Linked DNA regions of Homo sapiens: regions 2 and 3 are each linked to region 1. Evidence: chromatin loops called from intact Hi-C (ENCODE). Cell type or tissue: heart left ventricle. All regions are shown on one strand. Each heading gives the region's core, and the rest is flanking DNA. Links, peaks and the distances in the headings are about the cores only.

What was found. A loop is a pair of places that touch in the nucleus more often than their neighbours do. Peaks named below come from ENCODE experiments on the same cell type or tissue, not always from the same donor. Only the 100,000 strongest peaks of a DNase experiment are listed, where the experiment ranks them.
Region 2: a loop joins it to region 1, with 2.0 times the contacts of the local background. A loop is called at or near these places in 3 of 110 quality-filtered maps.
Region 3: a loop joins it to region 1, with 2.5 times the contacts of the local background. A loop is called at or near these places in 3 of 110 quality-filtered maps.

Annotation. Positions count from the first base shown.
Region 1 is chr1:59,147,662-59,155,134 of GRCh38, forward strand. No RefSeq gene overlaps it. Among named protein-coding and RNA genes, the nearest start is that of HSD52, 4.6 kb to the left of the region's middle. In heart left ventricle, for the core only: no CTCF peak of the experiment used is centred there; a DNase peak (open chromatin) is centred at 3,540; H3K4me3 peaks cover 970 bases; H3K27ac peaks cover 2,255 bases.
Region 2 is chr1:59,200,252-59,207,724 of GRCh38, forward strand. No RefSeq gene overlaps it. Among named protein-coding and RNA genes, the nearest start is that of HSD52, 57 kb to the left of the region's middle. RefSeq lists an enhancer at 6,388-7,010. In heart left ventricle, for the core only: a CTCF peak has its summit at 3,987; a DNase peak (open chromatin) is centred at 3,990; H3K27ac peaks cover 1,243 bases.
Region 3 is chr1:59,390,248-59,395,247 of GRCh38, forward strand. The region is part of intron 5 of FGGY (FGGY carbohydrate kinase domain containing); the gene reads left to right. Among named protein-coding and RNA genes, the nearest start is that of FGGY, 96 kb to the left of the region's middle. In heart left ventricle, for the core only: no CTCF peak of the experiment used is centred there; a DNase peak (open chromatin) is centred at 3,094; H3K4me3 peaks cover 428 bases; H3K27ac peaks cover 3,642 bases.

The DNA.
Region 1 (7,473 bases), core at 1,464-6,463:
GAAGCGAGGTTAGTTAAATCCAACTGCAGGAGAGGAAAAAAGAGTCCTTTTCTTCCGGAGAGGAGAGGGTACACAGAGGATGCCTGTCCACTGACCAAACCTGCCCTGAGCATCACCATTGACGCTTTCGTTCATTCAAAAAACAAAGTTAATTCAGCAGGTGCTCTATGCCAGGCACTGACTTGGTATGGGGGATAATGAAGGAAATAAAACCGAGATCCCTGTCTTTGGAGAACATACTTCCTAATAGGGAGATTAACAGTAAACACAATAAAAGGTAAATCAATGAATATGTTAGAAGGTAGTAACAGTTACAAAAAGAAAAACAAGAGTAGGGTAAAGGAGTGCAATTGGAGTTGCAATTCTAAATAAGATGGGCAGGTAGGCCTTATTGATGAGGTGAGTTAAGATATTAAGCCATAGGATAGCTAGGGGAAGAGCGTTTCCAACAGGGGGAACAGCCAGCGCGAAGGTCCCGAGTCAGGAGCATGCCTGATGTGTTTGAGGCTCATCAAACGGGCCATTGTAACTGGAGTAGGGGCAGGGATGGGGAAGAAGCTGAGTAGGAGATGAGGCCAGAGAGGTAAAAGGGCGGGCAGGAAGATGTTAGAGGTCTGGCCCAGCCATTGTTAAAGGATTGACTTTTACCCTCCAATTTGATTTACTGTTTTGCCCTAATGATTCTTGCCTCGTCCATCTACAAAATCTGCCTCAAAAACAGCCGTTAACCATCCCCTGGCTCACAGCTGGAGCTTGTTTTGAGAATGATACTATTTTCATAAGTTGGTGGGCCCCAACCTCTCAGATTTGGGGCTTGCAAAGGTTGCAATGACCCTTTCTGACCTGCAGATTAGAGAGTTGGTAATTCATATTTGCTTTCAGCATTTTTTTTTAATTTTCTCTCATCATTCCCCATACCTCCTCTGGGTTCTTGTTCCCCTGACGTACCTGCTCCCTGAAGCTTCCCAGATTTCTAGAGCAGCACTGTCCAATCAAAATATGATGTGAGACACATAATTAATTTTAAATTTTCTAGTGGCCACATTTAAAAAAGTAAAAAGAAACAAGTAAATTTAATATTAATTACATATTTGGTTTAACCCAATATACCCAAAATATCATCTCAACGTGTAATCAACATAAAAAATTAACACACTATCATACATATTTTCTTCTATACTGTCTTGAAACCTAGTATGTATTTTACATTTATAGCCCACCTCAATTCAGCCTAGCCACATTTCAAATGTGTCATAGCCTCATGTAGCTAAGGATTACCTGGCCAGCACAGTCCTAGGATACTCATGTTCCTCCCCAACTCCCTCTCCTTAATATAATTTCTGCTTCCAGACTGAGCTGACACTTCCTTCAAGAAGCCTTCCTTGATTTCTCTACTTCCTTCGTATGCCTATGAGAATGAAATGAGTTAATATATGTACATTGCCTAGGATAGGTACTGGCACATAGTAAACAATGGAAGTGTAGCTATCATTATAATACCATTTACTACGGTTGTAATAAACTGATCAGTTGTGTAACTATTACTTCACATTTTTCTCTCCCTGTTATGCTCAATGGTCCACAAGGAGAAAGGACCCTGCCTGCCTGTCTTTTTCGTTGCTCTTTTCTTGGGACCTGGGTCTGGCACAAACAGATGAATATTCAATATAAATGTATTGAATGAATGAATGAATATAAGGAAGTATGCTTGGGGTTAAGCTTAAGCATTCTAATTCTAATGTTGCAATGGATTAAAATCATAATCCTGGATGACAATGGTATCAGATTCCATGTTTATAGAGGTTCAAACTAGATCCTAAAGAGAAATGAAATCTGGTCTCACAAAGGGAAAGAAAAAAAAAAAAGACAAAAACAGGATGGTGTGGCAGAAAGGGCCCAGACTTTGAATTCAGATACACCTGGGTCTGAAGGCCTGCCACCTCACCTACTATTTGTATGGCTTTGGAGATGTTACTCAACTTCTCCAAGTCTCAGTTTTCCCATCTGTAAAATGGGATCTGAGCATCTCGTTGCGTTATGTACCTACATGTACAGTAAGTTTGTAAGTGGCAACAACACAGGCCCTAATCTCGGCTCAGCCACACTCAGTGAGGCTACTTAAGCTTTCTGTACCTACTGTGTGTGTGTGTGTGTGTGTGTGTGCGCGTGTGTATTCTTTTAGTAGTTAATGAGATATGATACTTTACATGTAATATTTTCTTTAATTTTCATTCAACAGCATGTGATCTTTCTTTTTTTCACTCCACCTTTCCCCCATCAAATGAGGAAGGAAAGCTCAAGCAGTTTACTATTTTGGGAAAATTGTGCCATCGTGCTTAGTACATAGTGTGTATCAGACTTAAGAAAAGGACAAGAATGAAACTATTAAAAAAATTTCTCCAACTGGCAATTAAAAGACAATGGGAAAACTGCTTCTATGTTTAAGAAAAAATAATTTAACTCTTAATTTTATTGCCACTTATCTACTTTTGACCATATATTGAGGATTCCCCCCCACCTTCCACCACCAGTGGAACTGGGGAATAAAACAACAAAGATTGAAGATGTAATGGAGAAAAGAGTGGAAACAACCCAAGACAGTGATGAAGGGGAATCTCATGAAATCATCTGTGTTGCAAATCTAGAGAGGTATGATGTACCACAGTGGAGTAACTGGATGGATGGAATTCACCTAAAAGGAGATATTCAGGGAAAAACAAAACAAACAAAAAACAAAAACAAAAACAAAAAACGCTCAAACTATTACACTAGGTTATATATATACATATATATTTTTTTTCTTTTTCTCTTCCTATTTTCCTTTTCCATTTTACGTGTTTCAAATTTACAAATAAAAATTGTAGATATTAAAAAAAAAAAGAAAGAAAGGCCCTTGGGGAAAACTGTAAAACTTGCCACTTTAGTCTCCACACCCTTTCAGCCTTCTTCAGCCTTCTTCCAGAAAGCCCTCTCTTGTGCCATGTTGGTTCCTGGAATTTTCTTCTCTCTCTAGTTCTCATAGATGAAGTAGTTCCCAACCACAGTCTATGAATTTTGCTGCTTGTTGAAGAGGAATGCCAGACACCTAAAAAGGGTTGGCACTTGCAGCTCAGCAATCTCAAAGCTCTCCATAGAGTTAAAAGCACTCTGCTACAGGGCTTTTTCCATTACATCCTTAATGTCCATTAATGCATTTTCCCCACTAGACCCCTGAATGTTATGGGCAGATATAGCCCATGTCTATCTCTGGATCTGAGCCCTTAGCAATCAGCTGCACACACAGTAGGTGTGGCTAAACCTGTGCTAAATGCATATGTGAATGCATGATGCATAAGTGACTGTGATTGCTTCCCCACCAAAATGCACAGAAGACTGACAGATGTGTGCGGTGAGAAGCTAGAATGGGAGGAGGTTGGTTGCTTGTTTAAAAATGAAACTGAACAGGCTGAGAAGCTTACTCACGCATCTGCTTTCCTTCAGTGTCCTCTGGGGAGGAAGGGGAGGGAGAGGGGGAGTTGGGAGCCTAGGAGGGCTGACAAGGTGCCCTCTTCAGCACTGAGTCAGCAACACCCGGCCCTGTGGACACAGGATGATCCTGATTTCAGGGGCTGAGTCACATGAATAACTGGAATAGTTGTTTAGATCATAATGAATTCCCAGAACCTTTCCAAGCCAACCAGCAGGCACAGGCTCTCTCCCTACCCGCAGCACTTTCCAGCTTTGTGACTTAGCGGAAAGAAAGAGGCCGAGCCTGGATCCTGGGAGAGGACAGGCTGCAAGGGAGTAGGGCACAGGGATCCTCACCGCTTCCATTGCCAAGCACTGCAGGTTGTTTCTGGACCTTTTTGTGTTTCAAGGAAGATGCTGAAAGAGACTGGCATTGCAGGCATGAATCCTGCACAGAGTGCACAGCTGTTGTGTTGCCGGGCAAATGTATGGGCCAGGGCCCTGGCACCTTACAGTGAGTGGTTAGGGTGTCAGTGATACTAAATGCCCTGGGAGTCCAGGAAAATATCCTCTGTGAAATGTCATTAGAGGTCTGTGTACCTTGGATGAAACAAGATATCTAAACTCTAGCCCTAGAAGAAACTGTATATGAGAGGGGGACGGCTAGCCTCCAAGGGATTTGGGAATGATGCATGATTCTACAGGTTGCATCTTCTAAGCTGCAAGTCAAGAGCTCAGCATCTCCCAGAAATGCCTGTTCTGAGCTCCATGGAAGTCCTACGTGAGTGCCTTGTCCAAAATATTGGCTCAGTTCAAAGTTTATGTCTCAGTGTTTCCTTCCTGAGAGTATCCAAAGAAGATCTCAGCCTTCTGTGATTTTGCTCTCCCCTCCTTGATATCACATCCACTATGAATGTCTCACCCAGGCCAGTGAACAGACCCTATTGCCACATTATTCATGTTTATGTTTGCTCTAGGGCAGTGGTTATCAAGCTTGAGCACACATCAGAATCATCTGGAAGACTTATTAACACAGATTTCTGGGTCCCACTCCCAGAGTTTCTGATTTAGTAGGTCTGGGATAGGCCCTACATTCCCAATAATACCCAGGAGATGCTGATTCTGCTGGCTCCAGGATCACACTTTGAGAACCCCTGCTCTAAAGCAATGTTCACAAGTGTATTTTTAGATCAAAGACCCATTGGAGAATCTGTCGAAAAGCTTTTCTACCACTTCCCAGTAAATAATACACAAATGCTAAAAAATCATTAAAATTTCTTTACAATTTCAGGGTTCACTAGATTTGCAGAAATTCATCCATGAACTTCTGGGTTAAAAATGAAAACTTCTGATTCTGGCCCAAACCAGAATTAATAAGTGGGATGAAGATTCATAAGGTATAGGAAAGCAGATTTTAACATTAATCAGAGGAACTGATTGAGCAAAGTAAGCATTTGTTTTGTAAAACTAGACTACCTGGTTTCAAATCCTGGTTCTGCCATTTGCCAGCTGTGAGCTGTGCTGCAGTTTTTGCATATGTAGACTTGGAATGACAATAGAACCTACTTAGTTCGTACATGCAAAGTGCATAGAATAGAGTCTGGTGCATAGTATAAAAGCAATAATTGTTCCCAATTTCTTTAGCTTGATTGACTCCTATTGAGTCAACTTCCTGATATATTCCAGGACTTCTCTACATCATCCCAGCATCCAGAGATCTAGTTTAGGTACTATGTCTAGTCTACTATATGGCAATATCCTCCCAAGTGTTCCCTTTATTCTGATTTCTCCCCTTCTCAATGCGTCCTCCAGACAGGATCCAGAGTGACCCTTCTAAAACTCATCTGCTATAGTTTGGATGTCTGTCCCCAGAAACCTGTTAAAATATGATCCTCAATGTTGGGGGTCAATGTTGGAGGTGGGGCCTAATGGGAGGTGTTTGGGTCAGGGAGGTGGATAGCTCATGAATAAATTAATGCTCTCCAGCATGGAGAGAGGTGAATGAGTTTTGCTCTGTTACTACTGCTCTGAATTGGTTGTTTAAAAGAGTTTGCTCACTCCCCTCTGGCTTCCACTCTTGCAATTTGATCTCTGCACATGTAGGCTCCTTCTTGCCTTTCACCACGAATAGAAGCAGCCTGAGGCTTTCACCAGGTGTCCAGTCCTCCAGCCAGCAGAATCATAAACCAAATAAACCTTTTATTTATTTATTTATTTATTTATTTATTTATTTATTTATTTGAGACAGAGTCTCGCTCTGTCACCCAGGCTAGAGTGCAGTGGCATGATCTCGGCTAACTGCAAGCTCCACCTCCTGGGTTCACGCCATTCTCCTGCCTCAGCCTCCCGAGTAGCTGGGACTGCAGGCGCCTGCCACCACACCCGGCTAATTTTTTGTATTTTTAGTAGAGACGGGGTTTCATTTCACCGTGTTAGCCAGGATGGTCTCGATCTCCTGACCTCGTGATCCGCCTGCCTCGGCCTCCCAAAGTGCTTTTGTTTGTTGTTTAAGAAATTTCCCAGTCTCAGGTACTTCTTTATAGCAACACAAACGGACTAAAACACCATCTCATTTTGTTGTCCTTCTGCATGAATCCTTCCAAAGGTCTCCCATCACTTAGGAGAAAGTCTGGGCTCTTGAGGATGTTATATGAGGCCTGCCTTGACCTGGGCCCTGCCCCCACTCAAATAGCATTGTTCACTCTGCTCCTTTTTCTCCCTTCTGTTTCTTGTCTGGAAGTGCAGGATGGTTCTAGGTGCACTATGCTTGCCTTGTCTAACACATAAGTTTACTCTGCCCTAAATGTCCTTTAGCCCTCTTTAAGGCAGACTTCTACAGGATATTCTTCAAGGCCCAATCTGAGTGTTTTCTCTGCACTTTGTTTGAATCTCCAGATAGAAATGGTCTCTTCCTTCTTTGTGACCTACCATGCCTTACATAGTGTGCATAAGTTTGTGACAGACACTGTTAGATATTCCCCCAATATCCATTCTCATCTTCTACGCTATGAGTCCATTTTCCAGACTTCCTTGCAGATAAGGTTCTGGATGCAAATTAAGTTCCACCAACAGTTACACACATACAGGATATGAAGCAAAGCAAAGTTTCTTGCTGCTTCAGATATTTTCTATTGGTGAACAGAGTTGTGGAGACATGAATTTTTTTTTTGCATCATATTCTAGTAACAAATCGACAGTTTTACAGTCGTCAAGAGTTAGTTTTAATAGCAGCAGTAACAGCTTCCTATGCTGGATTGCTGATTCTTAGAATGCAAGTATGTGGTATGTTACAGATTCAAGAATCTAAAACTCAGTAGTTCAACAGTTTTGGGCTACTACATTCTCCCTTCCTGATGGAGCGCAGGTAGTAGCTGTCTCTGGAAGTCCTTGCTAGAGCCTACAATCCACTCTTCCAGCCCTTGGGATGATTTTATAAACATCTAATCCCCCTATTAAAATCCTTTCTGCTTGAAATACCTAGAATGGCTCCCATTTCTTTGGGAACTAGTAGTAGGCCAAGACTGTGACTCATTTATCTTGGTATTCTTAGTATTCAAAATTGTCAAGACAGGCTTCTGGGAAATGAACCCCTTATTCAAAATTGCCAAGAGAGGCTTCTGGGAAGTGAACCCCTTAAAGAAGTGGGCAGACTGGCCAGGCGCAGTGGCTCATGCCTGTAATCCCAGCACTTTGGGAGGCCGAGGCGGGCGGATCACAAGGTCAGGAGATCGAGACCATCCTGGCTAACACGGTGAAACCCCATCTCTACTAAAAAATACAAAAAATTAGCTGGGCGTGGTGGCGGGTGCCAATAGTCCCAGCTACTTGGGAGGCTGAGGCAGGAGAATGGCATGAACCCGGGAGGAGGAGCTTGCAGTGAGCTGAGATCGCGCCGCTGCACTCCAGCCTGGGCCACAGAAGGAGACTCCATCTCAAAAAAAAAAAAGAAGAAGAAGTGGGCAGACCACTAACCTAAGTTGGAGAAGGCTTGTCAGTGGACTCAGGGCACGTCATTTATCTTCATTC
Region 2 (7,473 bases), core at 991-5,990, 52 kb after region 1:
CTTCACAAGACTTGGCCCAGCAATTTGGCCAAAATAGCACTGAATGTAGAATAATAATCCTAGCTTTACAGGTCATAATCAAATATCATTAAAATCTTGTAGATAACACAGAATAAAGGAAAGTTAGAGCTATGATTTTGTAATTCCCCCCAAATGTTATTATTATATATATCAGCGTCTAGGTTCAGTTGTCTACCACAATTTAATGGCTTTACTAATAAACAACTAAATGAACAAAAGGATCTTTTGGTAACGAAGGTTAAAAATTCAGGATTTGGAATCAAATAGATTCAATTTCTGAATACAGTTTTGCCACCTTCCATGTGACTTTGAGACAAGCTAACCTTTCTGACTTTCAGGTGTTCTTTCCATAAAATAGGCTGAAAATACAAATTTTATTGTGGTAATTAAGTGATGTATGTTTCTATTATCTGCTGCTGCCTATCAAACCACCCTAACATTTAGTGGCTGAAAACAACAATGAATGATTAGCTCTCACAGTTTTGTGGGTTGGCTGAGCTCAGCCAGGCAGTGCTTGCTTAGAGTCTCTCAGGTAGTTGCAGTCAGATGTTGGCTGGGGCTGAAGTCATCTGAAGGCTCAACTGAGCTACATGTCCAAGATGGTGCACTCATCTGGCTGGCAGTTGGTGCCAGCCGGGAGATCAGCAAGGCCTACGAACTGAGGCACTTAAACATGGCCATTCTATGTGTCATGGATTGGGTTGCCCAAAGCACTGGGGCTGAGTTCCAAGGAATAGTATTACAAAGACCCACACGAAAGCTTCAGCTTCTTGTGAGCTTGCCCTGGCTCACAGATCATTATTTTTCCCACGTTCTGGTGGTCAGGTAAGTCACTGAAGCCAGCCCAGAGTCAAAGGGAAGACTTAAGTTAACTTCACCTCTTGATGTAGGAACTGGGAGCAGTCATCTGTGGATACTACCAACCACAAAGCACATGGCATACCATACACACAATGAATATCAGTTCACTCTGCCCAATTTTTACTTTAACTCATTACTTTTAAAAAACCTTCAAATATGTATTTTTAGAAAGTTCAAGCTGAGCAAAATTGGACTTTAAAAATGGTCTAAGAGAGTCTTTTCTTATTCTACAGATGGGAAAACTGGAGCCCAAAGGATGGAAATACTGAACCCATGGGCTCTGTCACTAGACTGCATCCCAGGGCCTCAACATAATATATTCTTAGTAAGTATTTGGTCATGAAGCAAATAGTTCTGCAATTTCTTTGCTGTTTTAAAGTATTTCCACATATACTACTGAAAGGTAAAGTGAGAGAATGGAAAGTTCCCAGATTTTGAAATGAATAGATTTGAATTAGAATTCTAGCTCTTTTTACTTCATGATTTCAGGCAAGTTGGTTAACTTCACTTAGCCTCAATTTTTCTAACTCTAAAGAAAGTCTAATAAAACATAGATTACCAGGACACTGTGTGTGCTGAGGTCAAATAGCTGATACAAAACAAATGCTCAGTTTTGGCAGCCATTTTTATTTTTTAAGTTTCACAAAAGCCCTGTGAGGTGGGCATTGGAGTCCCACTTTACAGATTGGAAAACTGAGCTTTAGAAAGAGTGGGTGGTTTGTTTTGTATCACACAGCTAGCAAATGGCAGCTGGAAGATTCGAAATTGAGCTTTGATTCAACTGGGGAAGTACCTTCCTACCAATCAACCCCACACCCACCTTCACGGTCTTCTTTAAGAAGCAGAACAGAGATCCTGGGTAGAAACAATTTTCTAAGCAAATTCATATTCAGGATTTTTTCCATGAAGGGAAAGAAAATTTCCATATATCATAGTCTGCCCAATAATCTAACACTTTAGAATTTTTAGTTTCCATGTTTCTTTGATCTTCAATAGCACATGAGATAGGAAAGGCAAAGATTATCATGACTATTATATAGATGAGAAAATTGAGGCTTAGTTTTAGCAAAAGGACTATGGCTATATGACTATGCTGGGAAGAGAGTGCTGATCATACTCTTTGCCATTGGATACATAGGAAATGAAAAATTAAAGGGAGCACAGAAAATTTTGACTATAATCCTTTCATCCTCATTAAACTGGTATCATAACTACCTTTGATAAGCCAGTTGTGAACCTTGTCAAAAACTACAACAGCCCTGGAGGGAAGGACATAAACAGTGGGTAATTAGAACAAGAGTGAGGCAGAAACCATAGGGGGAGGAAAAGGAAACTAGCTACTCAATGGACAGGCTCTGGCCAGCCCCCAAAGGAGCTGCCCTCCTTAATCCACTGCGCAGGGAAGGATTACTCCCTGGTCCCCCACCCACCCACTCACCCACCCCTTTTAATTGCTGATCCCACTCTTCATGCAGATGTTAACATCTGCCCCTGAACTCAACAAGGGGCCAGTCATTGGAAAGAAGACTACTCCCATCTGTGCATGGCACAGGTTTTAGAAAGGTTATTTGGAAATATGTGCTCTAGGTCCCATGAGAGAGTGACTTGAGAGGAAAAGTATTTTTTGTTGTTTTTGCTGATTGTTTTTTGGGTTGCTTTCCTCCCCATCTACCACCCCTTCCCCTACTACCAAGAAAATGCACTTGAGAATCTCCCTTTTCCCACCCTTTTTCCTCAAAGCAAAATCAGTAATTTCAACAGTTTCCCATTTTCAAAAGGTGAAAAAGCAGAATGATGGCCAGGCGAGTTCTCTGGCTAGGAAGAAGCCCAGCTGGTATACACCATTTTTCTGCACTTCCCCTGGGCAGCCAGATGACTAGGATTCAAGGACCAGCCTACCACTTTCTAAGCTGTTTGCCTTGGACAAATGACTTATTGCCTCTGAACTTCACTTTACTCACCTGTAAAATGAGGAGACTCCAGAAGAATGAGAAGATTCCATGAGATGACTCTAGCAGATCCATTTCAGAAAATACTCTGCGTGTGAAGTTATTACAAGGAACTTGGCAGGCACACTCCCCTTCACCTATGGGGCTTTTCTTTTTTCTTCCATGAGAGCTTCTACCCAGATATGCAGATAGAAGAAATGTATTGGTCCCAAAGACAACAATGTCTGTGAAGCAGGATTCAAAGAGATGAAGGGAGGGGAGAACAAGCCTTTCAAATTATAGCAAGTGGGTGGTCTTCAACTGCTTTTACTTCTTTTTAAAATTCCAGATCATACTGGGGTAACCTATTAGAAAGAACCCTGTCCTGGAATCCTGGAAAAGAGGCCCTGCTAGGAGCTGACCTTGGACAAATCACTCCCTTCTCTGAACCTCACTGTTCAGGGGGCTGAGAACAGAGGGTCCCTAAGGAAGAGTGTTGTATGAGAACAGTCTCCGCTCTTGACCCAAGCAAACCTGGCTTCAAATCTCAACTCCTGTGGCTGACTAGCTGTATGACCTTGACCTTTCTCAGTTTCCTCATCTATAAAGCAGGATTAATAAAAGGTACCTATCTAATATGACTGTTCTGAGAATAAAATGAAATAAACTACATAGGTGATTTGACATTGTGCTTGGTTTACAGTAGGTGTTTAATAAAAGGAAATTGCTATATTATTAAAACTGTCATCATCATTATTGTTGTTAGTCTATAACTGTTGGAATTTCAAAAAGGCTCTACTCCTGAGTTTTTTGTGCTCTTTAAGTTGAGGTCAGTCTCAGCAAGGTGTGTTCTGAATGGCTACATTCTCCCCAAGGGTCACACACCACCACCAGAGAGGGTGTGCATCCCATCTGGTGCACAACTTAAGAAGGGAAATCATGCCTTCCTGTGTCCTTTCTCCAGAGCCTCCTGTCTTCCTCCTAGCATTGCTCTGCTGGCCCAGGTTTAAGAGCTGGAGCTGCTGTGCTATGGGCTTACACTGGTCAGGCAGCCAGGAGGAAGAGGAAACCAGAATAAACATGTTTTGCAAGACCAAGTCTGGTTTAAATGAAAGCAATTCTAAATAAGGACAATACAGTCTTATAGAGCCAGTGCCTGGGCCGCCTGTTGGCAGTTTCCTCTACAGAGGGGTTTGCCATGGAAAACCAAAGGTCAGACTGATAAGCTGAAACTGCCTGCAGCCAGGCTGGCAGGAGGCTCATGACAAGACCTCCTCATCCAGCATTTGAATCCATCCCAGGCCAGAGGATGTGATTACAGAGGCAGGGAATCCAAGGACCCAGTCTGGCCTCCAATCCTAGCTCCTCACTCACTCTCTATTGTAAACTAAGGCAATGATAAACATTGCCTATCTATCAAAAAAGAAGAAAAAAGAAAATTGTTCTGGGTTCCTATGAAAATAAAAAGAGATATTATGTCAACGTGGTTATAAACTGTAAAGTGATTAGCAAAGCTCAAGAGTTAGAAATAGGTTTTAATAGTTCCCCTGCCTGCTAGCTGTGTGACCCTGGGCAAGTCCATTTATTTTTCTGAAACTCAATTTCCTGTTTTGTGTGTTTCATATTTGTCCTGAATTCTAATGATTCCAGGATTCATCAAAACAGGAAAGTATAATAACTTGGTTTGTTAGTTTCCTGTGGCTGCTGTAACAAATTACCACAAACTTGTTGGTTTAAAACAATAGAAATGTATTCTCTCATTGTTCTGGAGACCAGAAATCAGTTTCACTAGTCCAAAATGAGAGTGTCTTCCCAGATACTCTAGGGGAAAATCTGTGCCTTGCCTTTCCCAGCTTCTGGTGGCTGCCAGCATTTCTTGGCTTGTGGCTGCATCACTTTGACCTCTATCTCCATGTTCAAGCTGTTTTCTCTTCTGTGTGTAGTCAAGTCTCCTTCTGCCTCTCCCATATAAAGACAATTGTGATTTCATTTAGGACCAATCTGGGTGATCCAGAACTAACTCCTCATCTCAAGACCCTTAACTTAAATCTACAAAGTCTTTGCTAACAAGGTAACTTACAGGTCCCACAGATTAGGACTTGATATCTTGGAGTTCCATTATGCACCCTTAATGAACTTTCCTTTGATTATTAAAGAGATGGAGAGTCTCAGAAGGATCTCATCATTTAAAAAAATCTCGAGATGGAAGCTGAGAATCAGGAAGGGACTATTGAAGCATGTCAGAAATAATGTTGAAATTCTTTATATTATCATGCCTTGAAGAGAACCCCATCTTAGTTATCTCTTTATCCCAACCAAGAGACCTAGCAGAAATACTCAAAAAATAAATGAATGGATGTATGGAAATATATGCATATATTTGCACTTCATCTTGAGTATGGCAGAGTGGTTGTGTAAACAGATTGAAATTAGATGACCTGAGTGAAACCCTTGCTAGTTGTAAGACTTTTGACAAGTTATTTAATCTGAGAGGCTTTAGTGTTCTCCCATATAAAATAAAAATAATTGTATGATCTACCTGATAGAATTTTGCAAGGATAAATGAGGTGATCTGTGTAAAGGAATTTGCACAGTACCTGGCATGTGATAACTTTTATATATTAATTAGATATTATTAACTTTAAAAGTTCAAGTTTAACATATCATTTGTATATACCAAGAATTGGCTAATTTTGGAGGAGAGGGGAAGATGACTAATTTAGGGAGAAATAAGGGGACTAGAAATATATTTTCAGACTTACGCTAAACAATTCCACGAATTGTTTTCCATTCCATCTTCAACCCAGATTCTACCAAGACCAAGAATGAGTTTTGTCTCTAGGTTTTATTCCTTGGTAAAAGACTTCGATGAACTGAAGTCTTTATTTTAGGAATCACTTCATGCAATAAATATATTCTGAGTACCTATGACCAAGAACCTTTCTGAACTCTCTTCTTCTGGAATGCTAGGAATAAGGCAAAGGCTGGACTAGACATTAAGAGTGCCATAGGTCCACAGCTACTGTATGGTATGGCTCTAAACCACAATTATGGCTCAGGTGGTCAGATGGACTTGGGTGAGGACAAGATTGGCAAATGAAAGAATCGTATCTTCAGGAGTGGCTGGCAACATGGCCGAATAGGAACAGCTCCGGTCTGCAGCTCCCAGCAAGATCAGTGCAGAAGGTGGGTGATTTCTGCATTTCCAACTGAGGTACTCGGCTCATCTCATTGCAACTGGTTAGACAGTGGGTGCAGCCCATGGAGGGCGAGCCAAAGCAGGGTGGGGCGTTGCCTCACCTGGGAAGCACAAGGGTTGGGGAACTCCCTCCCCTAGCCAAGGGAAGCCATGAGGGACTGTGCGGTGAGGACAGGTGCATTCTGGCCCAGATACTACGCTTTTCCCATGGTCTTAGCAACCTGCAGACCAGGAGATTCCCTCGGTGCCTACACCACCAGGGCCGTGGGTTTCAAGCACAAAACTGGGTGGCCCTTTGGGCAGACACCAAGCTAGCTGCAGGGTTTTTTTTTTTTTTCATACCCCAGTGGCACCTGGAATGCCTGTGAGACAGAACCTTTCACTGCCCTGGAAAGGGGGCTGAAGCCAGGGAGCCAAGAGGTCTAGCTCAGCAGATCCCAGCCCCACAGAGCCGAGCAAGCTAAGATCCACTGGCTTGAAATTCTTGCTGCCAGCACAGCAGTCTGAAGTCAACATGGGACCCTTGAGATTGGTGGGGGAAGGGGCGTCTGGCATTACTGAGACTTGAGTAGCAGTTTTCCCCGCACAGTGTAAACAAAGCCACCAGGAAGTTCGAACTGGGAGGAGCCCACCACAGCTCAGCAAAGCCACTGTAGCCAGACTGCCTCTCTAGATTCCTCCTCTCTGGGCAGGACATCTCTGAAAGAAAGGCAGAAGCCCCAGTCAGGGGCTTTTAGATAAAATTCCCATCTCCCTGGGACAGAGCACCTGGGGGAAGGGGCAGCTGTGGGCGCAGGTTCAGCAGACTTAAACGTTCCTGCCTGCTGGCTCTGAAGAAAGCAGCGGATCTCCCAGCACAGCACTTGAGTTGTGCTAAGGGACAGACGGCCTCCTCGAGTGGGTCCCTGACCTTCGTGTCTCCTGACTGGGGGACAACTCCCAGCACGGGTCGAGAGACACATGATACAGGAGAGCTCCGGCTGGCATCTAGCACAAGTCCCTCTGGGACGAAGCTTCCAGAGGAAGGAACAGGCTGCAATCTTTGGGGTTCTGCAGCCTCCCCTGGTGATATCCAGGTAAGCAGGGTCTAGAGTGGACCTCCAGCAAACTCGAGCAGACCTGTAGCAGAGGGGTCTGCCTGACTGTTAGAAGGAAAACTAACAAACAGAAAGGAATAGCATCAACATCACCAAAAAGAACGACCACATGAAAACCCCATCTGAAGGTAACCAACATCAAAGACCAAAGGTAGATAAATGCGCGAAGATGAGGAAAAACCAGCATAAAAAGGCTGAAAATTCCAAAAACAAGAATGCCTCTTCTCCTCCAAAGGATCACAACTCGTTGCCAGCAAGGGAACAAAACTTGACAGAGAATGGGTTTGACGAATTGGCAGAAGTAGGCTTCAGAAGGAGGGCAATAACAAACTCCTCCAAGCTAAAGAAGCATGTTCTAACCCAATGC
Region 3 (5,000 bases), core at 1-5,000, 240 kb after region 1:
AATAATAGGCATTTCAAAATAACAGTTACTTAAACACATAAGGGCTCATTCTTTCCTGTGAATAAATATAGATATATGGAGTCTTGGGCTACTGTGATTTCCCCATAAAGTCATCAAGGACACTAGCTTTTTTGATGTTTTTTAGTCCTGAGTTCTATTTTCAAGATCACCTCATGGTCCAAGATGGCGGTTGAAGTTTCCATTATCAAGTCCACAGTCCATGTAGCAGGAAGAAGGAAGTGGGTGTGGTGCATACAAAGGATGTGCCTCACATTGGAGTGAGCCTTCTTTAAACAATCTTCTTAGAAGATCTACGTCATACTTGTGCTTGTATATTATTGACCAGCAGCTAGGTTTATAATCAAACTGAGGTGAAGGGGAATCGGGGCAGTGTAGGCTTTTATCTGGGTGTCTTCCTATCCAAATATTGGGGTTTTCTTACTAAATAAAAAGGGAGAATTGATATGGGGTGGGTAAAAAGACACTCAAAATCATAATTTCTCAGCAATTTACATTGACCAGTATCACAGACACCAATTTATAGTCCAATGATAGTCACAAGGTAAAGGGAGAAGGTGGTGATCATGAGGGAGATAGTATATAATCTGAGCAATGTAACTCACAAGTTTCATTATTCATTAATACATTCATTCATTCACTTATTCCTTACATATATATTAGTAAAGCATCTGTGAGGCATTCTCTCCCTAATCCAGTAATTGATAGGTACACATGTATTTGACTATTCAAACCCGTATAAGAGCCAAATAATCCTTAGTTCAAAGTTTTGCTCTGCCACTTTTAAGATAAATCCGAACTCAGTTAAATAGCTTGTGGATGGGGTGAGGAAGAGGGACCATTTAGAAACCTAGTAAACCTGTGGTTCGATGACCTTTTTCTCCACCTCCTCCCTGGCTTGGGATTTGATTTTGGCTACCTGTGGAGAGAGTCATCCACTGAGGGGTCTCAGAGACATTGTGGGGGTGAAGAAATGGGTAGGTGCCCAGGAGATTTCAGGCCAGCCCAACCTGAGTTCAGAGGCTTAAAGTCCAGGGAGGGCGAGAGAGGATGAAGCATGCTGGGTCAGTCGGGCTGGAGGCAGTGGGGGAGTCGGAGGGAGTAGGAGGAAGTAGGAGGTGCTAACATCATGAGAAGCATGAGTTAAGGCACAGGTTCTCAGGGACTGTGCCTTGCACTTGTACTCACTTGTTACATCACTGACTGTCCCTCTCTGCTACATTGAGGCAAAGTCTGAGGAAGGTTGAGGTTGCTTCTTTCTCTTTTCATTAGTAAAGCAAATCTGGATAGAAAAGGGTGAGAAGCCCCATCTTTGTCCTTTGGAGGAAAGGGTAAAACTGTGTGACCTCGACGATTATGATGTGCACTCTTCACTGAGAACCACTAGTCTGAATCTGTTCCATTTCTATAAAGCTTTTTCCCCAGTTCTCTGCTGTGTACGTCTAGATGTGGATTTTATGTGGCTGAAAGATGATCTCTAGCATGACTGTCATTTTCCAACTGAGCAGCAGTATAGCTTTTCCTTTACTGAACAATTTTCTCTGAGACCTTGAATCACTTTTGGAATTTAATTTCATTTGCTTTTTCAATATGATAAAGTAGAACTCTCTCTGAATTTGATTCCTCACTTACAAATAGATATGATACTATATTCTCTGTTGAAAATGTTTTGGAACTGTGAAGATGCTAGAGAGTTAGATCTCGTGTTTCAGGGAACAGAACTGAAACTCAGAAGGGTTTCATTCTGAGGGTGAAGCCAGTGTGTGGAATAAGAGTTAAATTTTAAGGGGTACATTCCTGGATCATGCCTTGTTCAGGAGTCTTTTTCCTGACCCAAGAAGGCCTCCCTCAGGATACAGTGGGCATCTCAGTCTTTGTGAACTCTTAAATTCATTTCTTACCCAGGGTGGCTAACTCTGTCAGTGGACTATTTTGTGAACTTCATACTTTCGGAATATGTTATACTTATGTGATTCTTGGTAGTCTCAAGAACCTTGGTAGAGGTTCAAATCAGTCAATCTGGTTAAAGGTATCAGTATTCAGTCTTGGAATCAAGTGGCACTAGAGCTCTTAAGGCTTGGCGGTTTTCAGGACCTACATCACAAGATACAGAAGTGGTGTGGCTTGGAGCTCGTAAGACTCGTGTCTGGTCCAACCAGGTAACTTGGGGCCCCTGGCACCCATATCAGACTTTTCTCATCTGCAAAATGTGCTGCTTGGAGTGGGTGATTTATTTAGTACTTCCCAGGCCCAAAGTTCTGAGTCTGTAAGATGTAGTGGGGTTGACCAGCATCTCCTTTTGGATTCTCCTTTAAAACTCATTCCTTTGAAAGGAGATTGCTAAAGTCAAACCTTAGAATCCAACCCTTTGGGCTATGATTTAATGTTAAAATGCTGTACCCTTTCCTTTCCTCCTTTTTCTCCTTTACTACTTCTATTTTGTTTCTTTTTCGAAAAAATATACCTTCTTTTAAAATTTTTCTTCATTTTTCCTTCTTCTCTGTAAATTATCAAGGGCCTTTGAAGAGAATTCTTACATGTTATTAAGAAATTGCAGTCAGGGAGCCCTCTGTTCCCAGATCATTTAGAAGATTGCTTTTCCTTTTGTTAAATACAAAAAATTGTCAACCTGTATTGTTAAAATGTGCCAAAAACTGCATTCACCAATAAAAAATGTCAGCTCTCATTATTGCCCAGATATTATTCTTTTCAAAAGCGGAGCACTCTTGCCAGGCTTTCTAAACAATCTTCAGCTCATTCATCTTCCTGGTTTTGTTACATTTTGAACCTCTCTGGGTCTATATAAGGTGGCAGCCTGTCTTTTAAAAATTAATGGATTCCAAATGCCATTCAAACCTATTTCCGCCCTTAACCTCCTCCTCTTCTCCCCAACCCTGCCTGTTAGGAGTCTTATGTTCTGTATAAATATTGAGCTGGAGATAGTTTCTAAAGAGGTGTTTGGACCTTTAATTAACATTGACAGCCTGTCTGCTTAGGATTTTGCTCTGCTGTCTCCATGGAAAAGTCAGGTAGGTCAGTATGTGGGGGAGGGACCTCTGCAGTGGATGTGTTCCTGGCGGCTGGCCCTAGAGACACTGCACTCTGAGCCAACCGTGAAGTCATTTTGAATTTAAGGAGTCTTGCTAATCCAAGGCAATGTGTCTTAATTTGACAAAGTAAAGGCTGCCCGATAAGCAAGCCTCACTACAAGTTCTGTGAAACAGGGGGTGTTTGTAAGTTTAGATTGTGCTAGAGAAATGTGGTGATGTGGAAGAACGGGCTCATTTTCTCCTGTTTACTCCCTTTCCCACCCCATCCCCCTCCTCTCTCCCTTCTCTCTTACTTACTTTGGCCCAAATCAGCCCTGCAGTCTGGCCTCTGCAGTGGCTTGATGTGAAATTTGAGAAACATATGTAGTTTTCTATTTCAGGAAAATGATCTCAGGGATTGAATGTGTTTTTTTGTTGGCTGTTAAGCTCTGATCTTGCCCAGTGTGGTTTTTTGATGATGGGAAAGAGGCTTCGAAGTGCTTTTTATCAGAATTTCATGTAATAAAACTTAAGGTTTGGTTTCTTTATTTTGGCCCCCAACCCCCTCCCAGGCTCAGGACACAATGTCGTCTATTCTGTCAGAAGTGGGAAGAAGTACACATTGTTCATATTACAATCACTTCTTTGCTGCTTGCACACACATATATAAGAATGGCCACTGTGTCTATCCTTCACAAAAGCTATTTTAAATGTAGTTCAGTGGAGGACCAAAGGTCTGCGTAGTGTCTCTTACAAAGGAAAAGGGATCTGTTGGGGGAAAAGTCTGCCTTTGTTTTGCCTTGGAAGGGCCAGTATTTTTCTTTGTTCTAGAGGTGAGTGCCAATAATGGGCCTAGTGCCCTATCAAGCAAACTTCATTAATCCAGCCCTGCAAAGGGTACACTGATCAGATAAAAGGGACCTACATCCTCAAAGCTCAAGGTATTTGTTTTTAAACTTTTTTCTTACTGTAAATAAATATCACTATTGTACTTAATCTCATATTCATAATTGTATTCCTTTTCTTAAAGAGCCTTTACATAAAAGCTTCAGGCCCTACAAAATCCGAGAGCATCCTTCATGGAGGAAGGATAGTAGACTCGAGGGTGAGTGGTTGAACTTTGGCTCTGGTGTAAAATGCCCACCCTGGGACTTATTGTGTGACCTTGAGCACGTTACATACCATTTCTGCACTTCATTGTCTTATTTATATTTCATGGGCTTGTTGCGGGATTGAACAGGTTCAAGTGTATAAAGCTCATAGTACAACCTGCTAAGGACTCAACATTAGCTATTCCTGCTGCTGTTTTTATTATTTGTTGCTGGCGTATAAGACCTAGGCAAATGGAGCTAAATACTATTGTCTACCATTAAAATATTCACCTTCTGGAGGGAATAGTGCAAGGGTAACTTCAGATTTGCATTGAAAAACCCATGGACTATCACTTTACATATTTATTTCCTTACCATCTTCAACCCTTATCCAGACAGCTCCAAATGCACATTATTCAGAAAATTGGTGATATTTTCACAGCACTGAGACTAAGCTCATCTCCTGCTGGTCCTTATCACTCACCAGCCTTTCAGCCACATCAGACATCTCCTCAATCTCTGGGCAAACCAGGCCTTTTCATGTCTTCTTGACTTTGCACGTACTGTTTCCTCCCCGCAGAGTATCATTTGCCCTTTTTTCTGCTTGTCAACTGCTATTCACCCTTCGAGACCCAACTTAAATATTATTTGTGAATTTTGGGCAGTTACACAGACTCTTTTGGGCAGTTACACACTACTGTTTCATTTTTCCTATAGTTCTTCAAGAACTTCTCTCATTGTAGTGTAATTATTTCTTGACATACATTTTTCTTCTAACAGCCTAGGAGGTCTTTGGATGAAGATACTACAGTCTATTCACTTTTATAACCCCGGTACAGAGTGCATGACACGTGTTAGGTGT